Regions from separate parts of the Homo sapiens genome. Here region 1 is linked to region 2. A link is a loop called in an ENCODE intact Hi-C map of the cell type or tissue named here. Cell type or tissue: ascending aorta. All regions are shown on one strand. Links, peaks and the distances in the headings refer to the core of each region. The heading gives the core; the rest is flanking DNA.

The links. Peaks named below come from ENCODE experiments on the same cell type or tissue, not always from the same donor. Only the 100,000 strongest peaks of a DNase experiment are listed, where the experiment ranks them.
Region 1: a loop joins it to region 2, with 2.0 times the contacts of the local background. A loop is called at or near these places in 4 of 110 quality-filtered maps.

The regions. Positions count from the first base shown.
Region 1 is chr7:117,070,749-117,076,138 of GRCh38, forward strand. All of the region lies in intron 1 of ST7 (suppression of tumorigenicity 7), which reads left to right. It also overlaps a transcript of ST7-AS2 not described here. Among named protein-coding and RNA genes, the nearest start is that of MIR6132, 53 kb to the left of the region's middle. In ascending aorta, for the core only: no CTCF peak of the experiment used is centred there; a DNase peak (open chromatin) is centred at 2,043; H3K4me3 peaks cover 705 bases; H3K27ac peaks cover 1,518 bases.
Region 2 is chr7:117,125,054-117,130,443 of GRCh38, forward strand. ST7 (suppression of tumorigenicity 7) reads left to right here. Exons shown (of 16, transcript NM_001369598.1): 4 at 4,740-4,794. The region is part of intron 2 of ST7-AS2 (ST7 antisense RNA 2); the gene reads right to left. Among named protein-coding and RNA genes, the nearest start is that of ST7-AS2, 18 kb to the right of the region's middle. In ascending aorta, for the core only: a CTCF peak has its summit at 2,735 (motif pointing left); DNase peaks (open chromatin) are centred at 2,708 and 4,540; H3K27ac peaks cover 645 bases.

The sequences.
Region 1 (5,390 bases), core at 97-5,096, 54 kb before region 2:
TAGCCAGGAAGGTCTCAATCTCTTGACCTTGTGATCCGCCCGCCTCGGCCTCCCAAAGTGCTGGGATTATAGGCGTGAGCCACCGCGCCCGGCCAATGTGAGCATGTTTAACAGTAGTAAATTGTACACTTAGAAATGATTAAGATGGTAAATTTTATGTTATGTGCATTTTTTGTGCATTTCACCACCATCTAAAAAACTATATTCCAGCCTGTAATCCCGGCACTTTGGGAGGCCAAGGCGGGTGGATCATGAGGTCAGGAGATCGAGACCATCTTGGTTAACACGGTGAAACGCCCTCTCTACTAAAAACACAAAAAATTAGCCGGGCGTGGTGGCGGGCGCCTGTAGTCCCAGCTACTCGGGAGGCTGAGACAGGAGAATGGCGTGAACCCGGGAGGCGGAGCTTGCAGTGAGCCGAGATCGCGCCACTGGACTCCATCCAGCCTGGGCGACAGAGCGAGACTCCGTCTCAAAACAAAAACAAAAACAAAAACAAAACAAACTATATTCTAAAAGCTCCATCTTTAAATAAATACTAATTTGTATTACACCCTCCTGCTAGAGAATGACACTGCATTCAGCATATCCAAATGTCTTAGACATCCTGCACTTAAAAAAAAAAACTTTTAAACTTTAACCCAGTATTTCTCAAATTCCTTCTCCCAATTAATTTAACATTTAATATTCTATGGAACTTACACTTGAAGGAGTCCCATTTGGGAAAAAGTTATCTGGGATCTTTCCAGCTCAAACATGTTTTTATTCTTCAAAGACACCATATGAAAATATGGGCTTTGCCAAAGTAAGATATTTGATAAATATTAATTCAGGCCTTCCGAACCTTTTCCATATCATGGCATGTATAGAAAGTAATATTTGTATGGCACACTGGGGTAAACTGACAAGGTGGCTTAGGGCTGAGGAGTGCGGTAACTCAGTTACACCCTTGGATAAAGATCTCTAACCAGGTGTTTAAAAAGTTATCACTGAGGAAGCTGCATGACATAGCTTGTTCTCCAGATGTCATTAGTTAGCATGTTTACACAGAGAAGCATTAGAGGCAGATCATACAAAACTCTATGCTATTTGGTTTGCCTTGGCAGCAATTTATTTTCCACTTTAGAGAAACCAGAAACTCTTCTGATTACCTATGGCTGTGGATATTATTGGTCATTAGACCTAACTGGCAATCCCTCGTGGTATAAGAGTGAGGGATAAGAGGTTTCCAGGAGGATAATACTCTTCCACAGTCTATTTAATATACTCAAATGATGAATTCAACAGCCTCCTATTTTTAAAGCGAGAGCATATATCCTAATGTCATAAGCAGAATAATTCTCATTTAATGGGGGAAATTTTTTTCAACTTCACATTTCCTAGAGGAACAAGTATTTGGTGTAGTAATAGGGATTGGATGTGGGAAGAAAAGGACATTTATATTAATACATTCTTAAAAGAAATACAGCATAGATCAGTGAGTGAGATCAACATTTGTCACGCCTCAGGCCTTTTTCTGAAGTCATCTTCAGCCCTTCCTCTCCACTCTATTCCTCAGTTGGTATCATTCTATAGTATCACATCTTCTGAATGGCTTACTTAAAGATTCTAGACTGATGGAAAAAAACAAACAAACAAACAAGAAATTGATTAGATTTGACAACGACCTACATCATTGTTCAGTTAGTATTTTTATTCAGCTCACCTAGAAACTAAGCAGTCATGATCCACTTAGTAACAGATGTTTTGATTTCAGAATTGCCAGGTCTTCCCCAGATTATCTTTTGTACTTACTGTCATTTTCCCCTTTAAACAACTTTTTTTGGCCTTAGTCTTTACTGTCTTTTCTGAGAATCCTATTAGAGTTTAAGATTTAAAACTAGATGTAGAAATACATCCTTGCTTAGTGTCAGGGAGCCACTGTGAAATCCCATTGACAACCTATTCTGGGCTTTAGAGCCAGAAGTTTAATTACCACCTATTGAGCGAGTTTGATTTGTCACTTCTTGGGTTCTGGCCAGGCAGAGCTAATTCCTCCTAGCAGAGCAAGGTCGGTGGGCAGGAGCCAGAATTGAGAAAGTGACGCAGTCACTTCAGCTTGTCCAGCTTCAGGCGTAGATGAAGGGAGTTAAGTGTGCCAGATTAAGTCCAAAGTGGCACACAAGCATGAGGGGCAATAAGGGCACCTGGTAAACCACAGCAAGAGGGAGTCTGCAACTAAGAAAGGGGGAGTGTGGTGACTAGCAAGGAGCAAGCGCTTGCAATTTTCAGAAGTCCAGGCAAGCTGTGCTGGCACCAGACAGGAAACATTGCGGCTGCGCTTCAGTCAGAGGCTGGCTTCAGCCTTTGAAGGAGACTGACAGGGGGTATTAAGTAGTTACTGGAATGAGACCTGTAAAAAAGGCAGAATAAAATCAGTAATAACAACTGAATAATAACAACTGAAGAAATCAATAGACTATTTAACCACATCTGTAGGCCTCTACACAATCTAGTACTGTGGAGTATTAAATGAATGAGATAGATTTAGAAATAAAAAACCATTCATGGTATATTAAGGAAAATTCAAATCATAGTATATTACATAATATGTTAGTGAAAGGAACTTTGGGACATGGTAGTGTAGAACTCTGTTCAGATGAATGACACAAACACCTTAGGCATACTTTATAGGGACAGATATACTTTGTTTGCCTTTTGTTTTCATCCATCTATCCTGAGGAAGGTCCACAATTATTGAATAATAACTGCCTAAAGTGGTAACATGTCTCTGGTACTCCTGAAAAGAGGCAGCTTGTTGTGGAGGGCAGTGTGAGTGGTTAGGGCCACAAACTTTGGATCCCAACTACCCGGGTTTAACTCTTTCTTCTACTGCCACTACTCGTATGACTCAAGTCCTTAACTTCTCTATACCTGTTACCCCATCTGTAAAAGGGGGACAGTAGTAGTACATACCTCAGAGGGTAGTTATGAGAATTAATAATAATATTTTAGAAATCTGTGGAAAAGTATCTGGCCTATAATTAGCCCTATAAATGTTTGTTAAGCAAATACACAAATAAAATACATACTTTCCCAGCTTCCAGGAATCAGGAACTAACTTAGACTTTTCTTTTCATCTCACGTGGATATTGTTCTCGTGGAATGTTGAACATTTCTTGAAGTATTGTTTTAAGCACTGTGGAAAAAATAATAGTTAAAATTGTTAGCAGATCATGGAATTGGATTTTTGACCTCAATCCTTTTGAAATTAAGAAAAAAATTACACTAGTCACTTTAAACTGGTTGTTCTATATGTTTGTGCTCTAACAATATAGAAACTAGATATTGTTATATGATTTCCTAGATACAGTTAATCTAGGCTGGGCATGGTAGCTCACACCTGTAATCCCAGCACGTTGGGAGGCCAAGGCGGGTGGATCACTTGAGGCCAGGAGTTCGAGACCAGCCTGGCCAACATGGTGAAACCCTGTCTCTACTAAAAATACAAAAATTAGCCAGGTGTGGTGGCGCACACCTGTACTCCCACCTACTTTGGAGGTTGAGGCAGGAGAATCGCTTGAACCCAGGAGGCGGAGGTTGCAGTAAGCTGAGATTGTGCCACTGCACTCCAACATGGGCAATAGAGTGAGACCCTGTCTCAAAAACGAAAAACAAAAACAAGCTACTATCTTGTTTAGATAGCGGATCTTTTCCCCCTCATAGAGAGTGCTTTGGCAGTTAGGAAAAGTAAATCACACCGAAACTGTTTATGGCGACCCCCCTCACCCCACACACTGTGAGCTAGTTAGACAGAAGATAATGCAATTTACAAATATCTGTGGGTGGCCAGGCCTGATTAGTACATGTAAAAGAAAAGTCATTAGATACACTGTGACTTCAAATAATGAGGCAGAGTAATAGGATTTGTTTTAATAAGATTTTGAGAGATTAAACCTCCTAAATCTTTGTAGTTCTGTCAGGTAAAGTTAAGGAAACCAGCACTCCACAACATAAACAATGGTGTTCTATTTAGAACCCCTGCAAAATTAGATGTGATTGGCTTCTCCTAAGACATTGAGTTGTAGTTAGTTGACAGGTTTGTTGGCCAGTAAGCAGTGGTGCTATGGTGAATAGTGCCCTTTTTGTATTTGTATTCTTTTTGGTACAGATGTATAATCTCATAGAATAATTTCAAATTAATTAGTATTGCAGCTGAACTATGTGATGCTATCACAATTTGGGTTAGTGGGTGAATTTAGTAGTTTTGGGTGCTGTTCATTCTTTCTAGCTTAAATCCAAGTAACTGAATATTTAAAAACTTTCTTTTGTTGATAAAGGTGATACCAGTGGTATGCTAATATGGTGAGGATAATTTTTATTCCTTCCTAAGGATTTTTGTGAGGAATAAAGATGAAAATAATTACTCTAAAACATATTGCAAATCTATTAAAATATATCCTATTCATGAAAATTTATACTAATGGCCAGTATCCTTAATGTTACTTAAGTTCATAAGCACTCATAGTTCAAAGGTTTATTTTTTCTTATTTTGAATATATATTATATGCCATTGAACTCAATTAACATAGTGACAATTTTTATTTTGTTTCATGGTAGAAGTTGTACCTACAGAAATAAAGGAGTGGAGGTAGGTAGAGAAGGATTAGAATGGGAGGTAGAGCGAGATAATGTAGTGGCTACACGTTTCTTTGCTCCCAAATTAAGATATTTGGACTAATTGGAAGACTGAGAAGTTCAGCCTCTCAGCACAGCCCATTGTTTCCCTGCCATCCACTCCTCTGGATGTCAGGAAGAAGTGAGAGATGGAAAGATGTGTTTGTTTGCTCTCCTCCACATTGTACTTTTTCCTGCTTCCAGGCCTGTCTGTGTGAGGCCTGAACCAGTGTGAAAAAAGAGAGCTGGAGAAGAACATACATCCTGTCATCTCCCTGCCTTTAGAGTTTTCTAGAACAGTTGCTTCGTAAATTGCAGGGGATTCCCATAAGTCAATAATTTATCCTGATCTTTCTCAAAAATAAGAGAATTTCAAGATATCTCATTTTGAAACCAGCCCAATTGCCCCATAGACTGTTCTTTTTGATAAACATAGAAATTGACCCTTCTGGCATTAAAAAAGTTGAAACTTATATTTGATTTCTCTTGAGTTCCTTCCTCAGGAAACTACCTTTAGGCCTCTCACACAAAGTACCAAAGAACTGAAACCAGATCCCTGCACCATATGCCAAGAGATCCCCTCATTCACCATGTTTGCTTCTTTGCCCCTCCCAACTTCCTGGTTTCTTACACATTGTTACATTGCTTACCTGCTATATAAACTCCTGGTTTAATCAGTCAGGGAGATGGATTTGAGACTGAACTCCCATCTCCTCAGCTACAGCACCTGATTA
Region 2 (5,390 bases), core at 60-5,059:
TAAACTCACCAAAATCTAATGGATGTGTTGAAAGTGATTATCTTAGCCAGTGTTTTTCACATCTTTTTAAAATCCTTTGACACTAAAATTTGTGCTCTAGTACAAATTAGGTCTCCAGTTAAATGATGATAATACCTAAAATAGTTTTAGTAGCTAGTGAACACTTACTTAGTAAAGTTATTTCATAATTTCCACATTATTTGGTAGGGTTGGTTGACTTAGGTGAAAAATGACCAATGAGAAGTGCATGACAGATGCTGTTACAGATTTAACCATCTCGACAGTATTCTTGAAGAAAGTGGTACATTATCTTGAATAGGAGGCCAAAATAATGGTCTTAAAATTCACATTTACTTATATCTTTTGTTATTTCATAAAGAATTTGAGATAGTAACATATTTGTTGAATTGAAAGCTACCTACATATTTTTGTGCCTTTACTTCTAATCATTGTTTCAAAATAACATTTTGAAGTTATGAAACAGTTAAAGCTTAATTATTTAAGAATATGGATATTTTTACTAATAATGATTGCTTTAAATTGATCTGAATAATGTAGAGAATTGGGTATTCATTTCTGAGATATCAAAGCTAATAAACATATGCACAATCACTTGTCAGAAATTGACTGGCTTGGGGTTAATTTTATAATACAAGCCAATGAAACTTTAGCTAGCACCCTTTTCTGTTGTACTTTGAAACTAAAGTGTTTAAAAGTGTTAAAAAGTTCCTAATGTTTTTCCAGGGGAGTTTTTAAAAATTGTTTCTTTAGTGAAAAATCTAACTGATGGATTCACAATATTTCCAAAATATGATGTTGCAGGGTTTAACAGGTTTGTTGCATGTAATGGATAAGAGTCGGGCAGTCTGGACACCAGGCCTTAATCTCATTTACCATAGACCTTAGGGAAATTAGCTTTTCTGTACTTTTTACTTATGTAAAAAGGGTGTAATATATACCCCTAACTAATGTATGTAAGGAATGTAGATAAATCGAGCTTTAAGCCCCTTTACAGAAAGGATCCATGAAAATCAAGCTCATAGCAACAACAAAAGTTGCTGCTACTACTGTTTGTAATAACATTGTCATGCTTATCCATACTTTAGATTCTGGGAAGATGTGGTAACTTTTTAGTATAAGAAACCCTTCTGGGCCTTGAATTAGCAATTTATAATTTTTGAAGTCCCCATGACTAGGGATTTTCTATCTTTTTTTTAATTTTAGAAAAAAGTTTTCAGAGTTAAATTGGGTGTAGAATAATATTTTCTTTCTGTGTGATTAAAAGCTCTGTGACTATAGAGCCTTTTTTTTGTTTGTTTTATGAGAATTGAGTTCTCTTCTCTTGAGTATTGTGACAAAGGGAAAAGTCTGTGGTTCTCTCAGAATATTTATTCCCTCTGTAGAGCTTCTTCAGGTGGGTGCCAGTTAGTTCAATACCCTTTTCACTTTTCTGCCAAGGCTAAATGTTCCTCTAAGACATAAGCTATTATCTTTTTTTGTAACCCATGGCCTAATTGAGAGATTAATGCATAATTACCCACTCAATACATGTTTAAACCACACAGTCTTATGAGTGATGGGGTGGGCATTGCAGAAGAGTAGAAGAGTATGAAAAGACATGAAATAAATAAGTATGATTGTGATGGAAGGTTTTAGTAGGGAATAGTGAGAGGGAGGGCTGAAAAAAAAGGATTAGAGCTTGCTTTTAGAAGTACTTAGCTGTAGATAGTAAACATTATTCTTTAGGTTCTTTGTCTCTCACAAAGAAGCTTGTAATGATCTCATTATGACAAAGTAGGGAATCTCTTCCGCAGACTTTGGGAACTAAGCAAGTGCTATTCAATATTTGCTGCTGCCCTTTTTCTTGAATTTCATTCTTGCATGTGTGCTAAGGATGGAACATTTCTGTCAGCACTTGTGAGTAGAGACTGCACTGTGAATTGCTGCATATGGAACTATAGAGAGCATGTTTGTTGTATCAAGGGTATATTTTTAACTATATTATTATTGATATTAGCAAGTTCATGATGAAGTCCCAATCAACTTCTAGTGCATCTTGAGGGCATTAAAATTGTTGATGTTAATGGAGAATGGAAAATTCCTTTTTGGAGGTAAAATTTTAAATCTGATTTGAAATAAGGAATTTATTCCTTAAAGGAACACATAAGAAACTCTTACCCTCTAGAGATCTAAGTACTTCCTGACTTAAATCTTCATATTCTAATATGCTTGGCATTTACATCCTTTGTCTCTATCACTAAACCATCACATAGCCTGATATTTATGAGGTATGTTACCTAGAGTGATTCTAGATTGAGTTTTTGCAGACAAGATAAGATTATGGAACAGAGGGACAAAGAAGAAATTAACATAGCTGTGGCCTAATTTTAAAGCACAACTTTGACATGTGCTCATGTGTGACCTCTAGGTTGCTTGTTTCTTAAAATAAAAATATACCTGTCTTGCACCTTCAATTTAAAGGGCATAACTAATGAAGACATTTCTTAGATACTTCTTCATTACATGTTTTATTCTCACTTAGAACAGTTTACATCTGTTACAATTACTTAGATCCTTTTTTCTAAGTTTTAGGGATAGTTAAACTGAATGCAGCACACATATATGACACCAATGTTAACACAGATTTCTTTTTAAGCTCAGTTCTCTAATGGAAGTCATAAAAGCAATATTTCACAATGTTTGCTGCACCCCCTGCTGGCTGTATTGTGACACTTCTTAAATAAAGAGCATCTTTAGATACTGCTCAGTGAATACTTTAGGTATATACATGATTTATCTTTGGAGTTATTTTTTGTTTAGAAATAATTTCAATTGCATCTGATATATAATAGAGTCGAAATTTTAATTGAAAACAGTTTTCTTTGTGATTTGTCAATTGATGTTTAAACAGTGTTTATCCTTCCAGGTAGTATGATGATGTATTTGTTGGAGACAAAATATTTGCCCTAGCCTTTTTACTAATATTTCAGATGAGATTCTGTGGAGGAGAAGCATCTCCCCAAATGTCCTTGTTTTATAGTAAATAATTCTACCACGAGGATCCTTATCCATAAATCTATATTCATGTTTATTTTGTGCTAGATACAGATCTTGCAATATTCATGAAGCTTTAAGAAGAGCACTTTGAATCTTAAAAGAGATTCTCTGAGCAGGGGTTGGCAGTGGTGAGGTCCAGGTAGTTATAATAGCCATAAGAGCAGGGATTATGGTTATTGAGCTCACCAGTGTGTTTCAAGCCATGATCTGGAGTCAAGGTGTTAGTGATTCCTCTAAGGGGAGAAAAAATAATTACAGGAAGCATAATTTTGTAGTTAATGCCATATGAAGTGACAGCCATCAAATCTCAGTTTCACAAGAACAAAATTCAGAGATGCTAAATTAAGTGGACAAAGATCATTTTCTAAATGGCAAGTTAAGCTAAGTGACAAAAAATTTAGGGCCATTATTTATAAATATTGTGTAAATTTTAAGTGGGATCCTGCCCTAATTTAGAAATAAGTACATCTTCTTTAAATGAAAACACGTATTCCTGTTATGTGTATATCCTTTACTATTTTAACAAATATTTGTTGAGATTACACACATGTTCCCAGAGTGCTTTGTGTTCTCCATTATCACACTGTGTTGAAATTGATGGTTTACTTATTTCCTCCAGTGGGTGCTCAAATTAATGCTCAGTGGATGGATGGATGTTGAATGTACAGGACTGAGGGTAGGATCCTAATGAATCACCACGTGGCCTTCAATGTCCTTTGGATTTCTGCAATAATTGCTCACTTTTTTGTACATATGTTGTTGGATGTGGTTTTTGCTGGTTGCACACGCACATAGATGTTTTGAATACTATTAACTGATTTTTTTATAATAAAATCTTATTCATCCAAAATCTAGTATTCTGAATCAGTAGAAAGTCTTAATCATAGACTGTTTTAAAAGAATTGTAGTTTATTAGTCATATGCTTACCATTATAACACAGTCTTAAAGTTAATGCTTGGCTTTTCTAAGTTAAAGTCCTTTTGTTCTAAATTTCTGTGGTCCTGGTATAATAAAGAGGTATGACCTATTAGGATGTGCTAACATGATGATATTAGTATGATGATTAGTATATGTATCTGTGCAAGTAAATGATATTAAAATGCTTTGAGACAATTTCTTTTAATTGCATTTCTTCCTACAATATGGTAATCTTATTAATTTTCTTATTCCTTTCCTGTAAGGCAAAAGCAAACTGGTAAATTATCATAAAATCACTGTTAGCATGAACCCAAATTAAGACTATAAGGCTGTTTGCATATTATACTCTATAGTTTGTCTTGTCATGTACAACGTTATTATGAGGTATGTTTTAGACTGACAGAAAATAGTTTTACTTCTGCCTATACTTTTATCTATAAGGTTTTAGAAGTAAATTCATAGAATCAGTTTGGACCTCTTGAAATAATTTTAGGAGTTATGAACTAGCTGATTTTGGCATGCATCTTGATTTGGCAAGTGAGGAAACTCAGGCCCAGAGAGATTAGGCAAAACTTTCCAAAGTCCCGGAGCCTGAGCCACATTTTGTGATTAACCACCCAGAGTTTTTCCACATTGCTTCCCATGTAAAGGGTAGTGAATAGAATTATCTTATCAAATGGCAGGAAGGGTGTTTTGCTGAATTAATTAGCTTGTAGTGTCACTGAACTTACGCGTAACATTTTCATATTTCTCTTTGTTGCAGAATGCAAAGTATGGCGAAATCCACTAAATTTATTTAGGGGTGCTGAATACAATCGGTAAGCATTTTGACAGCTTGGGAAACAAATGGGTCTGGTTCAGAGAGCAAAGACAGCAGCAAATGTTTTTGCTGGTTCATTTAGGGGTCATTGTAACAGTCTATGTAGTGCGTCCATTTTTTAATACTATCTTCAAATGTTTTGATTTTTCTGTTTTATAAATATTTTAGCACTAGATTTGGGATAATGTACAAAAATGTGTAGTTTTTAGAGTTTTTGTATTAACAGTTATTCTTTTCAATATATACTATACATTGAAAACATTTTGAAGCTTACCTGGAATATGGTTATAGAGATGTCGCAGAAGTTATGTTGGAATTTAGTTTAGCAAAGTAATTAGGCAAATTAGAATTTTCATAGCTTTAGGAAAGTGTCTATTCATAATATGAATTAGGGAAGGTTTTCATTAGCAAGGGCTAGTAAATTTTAAGACAAAAACACAGGAGAAAATGTTTATTTCTTTTGACTGATATAATTCCTGAAGGGAGAATAAGATGATTTTTAAAAATTTTTTTTATTCATTAGCAAAGCTATTTTAGTATTCAGTTAATGGTCTATATTTCAACGCCTCTGCAGCTTAATATTTTATAGGTCTT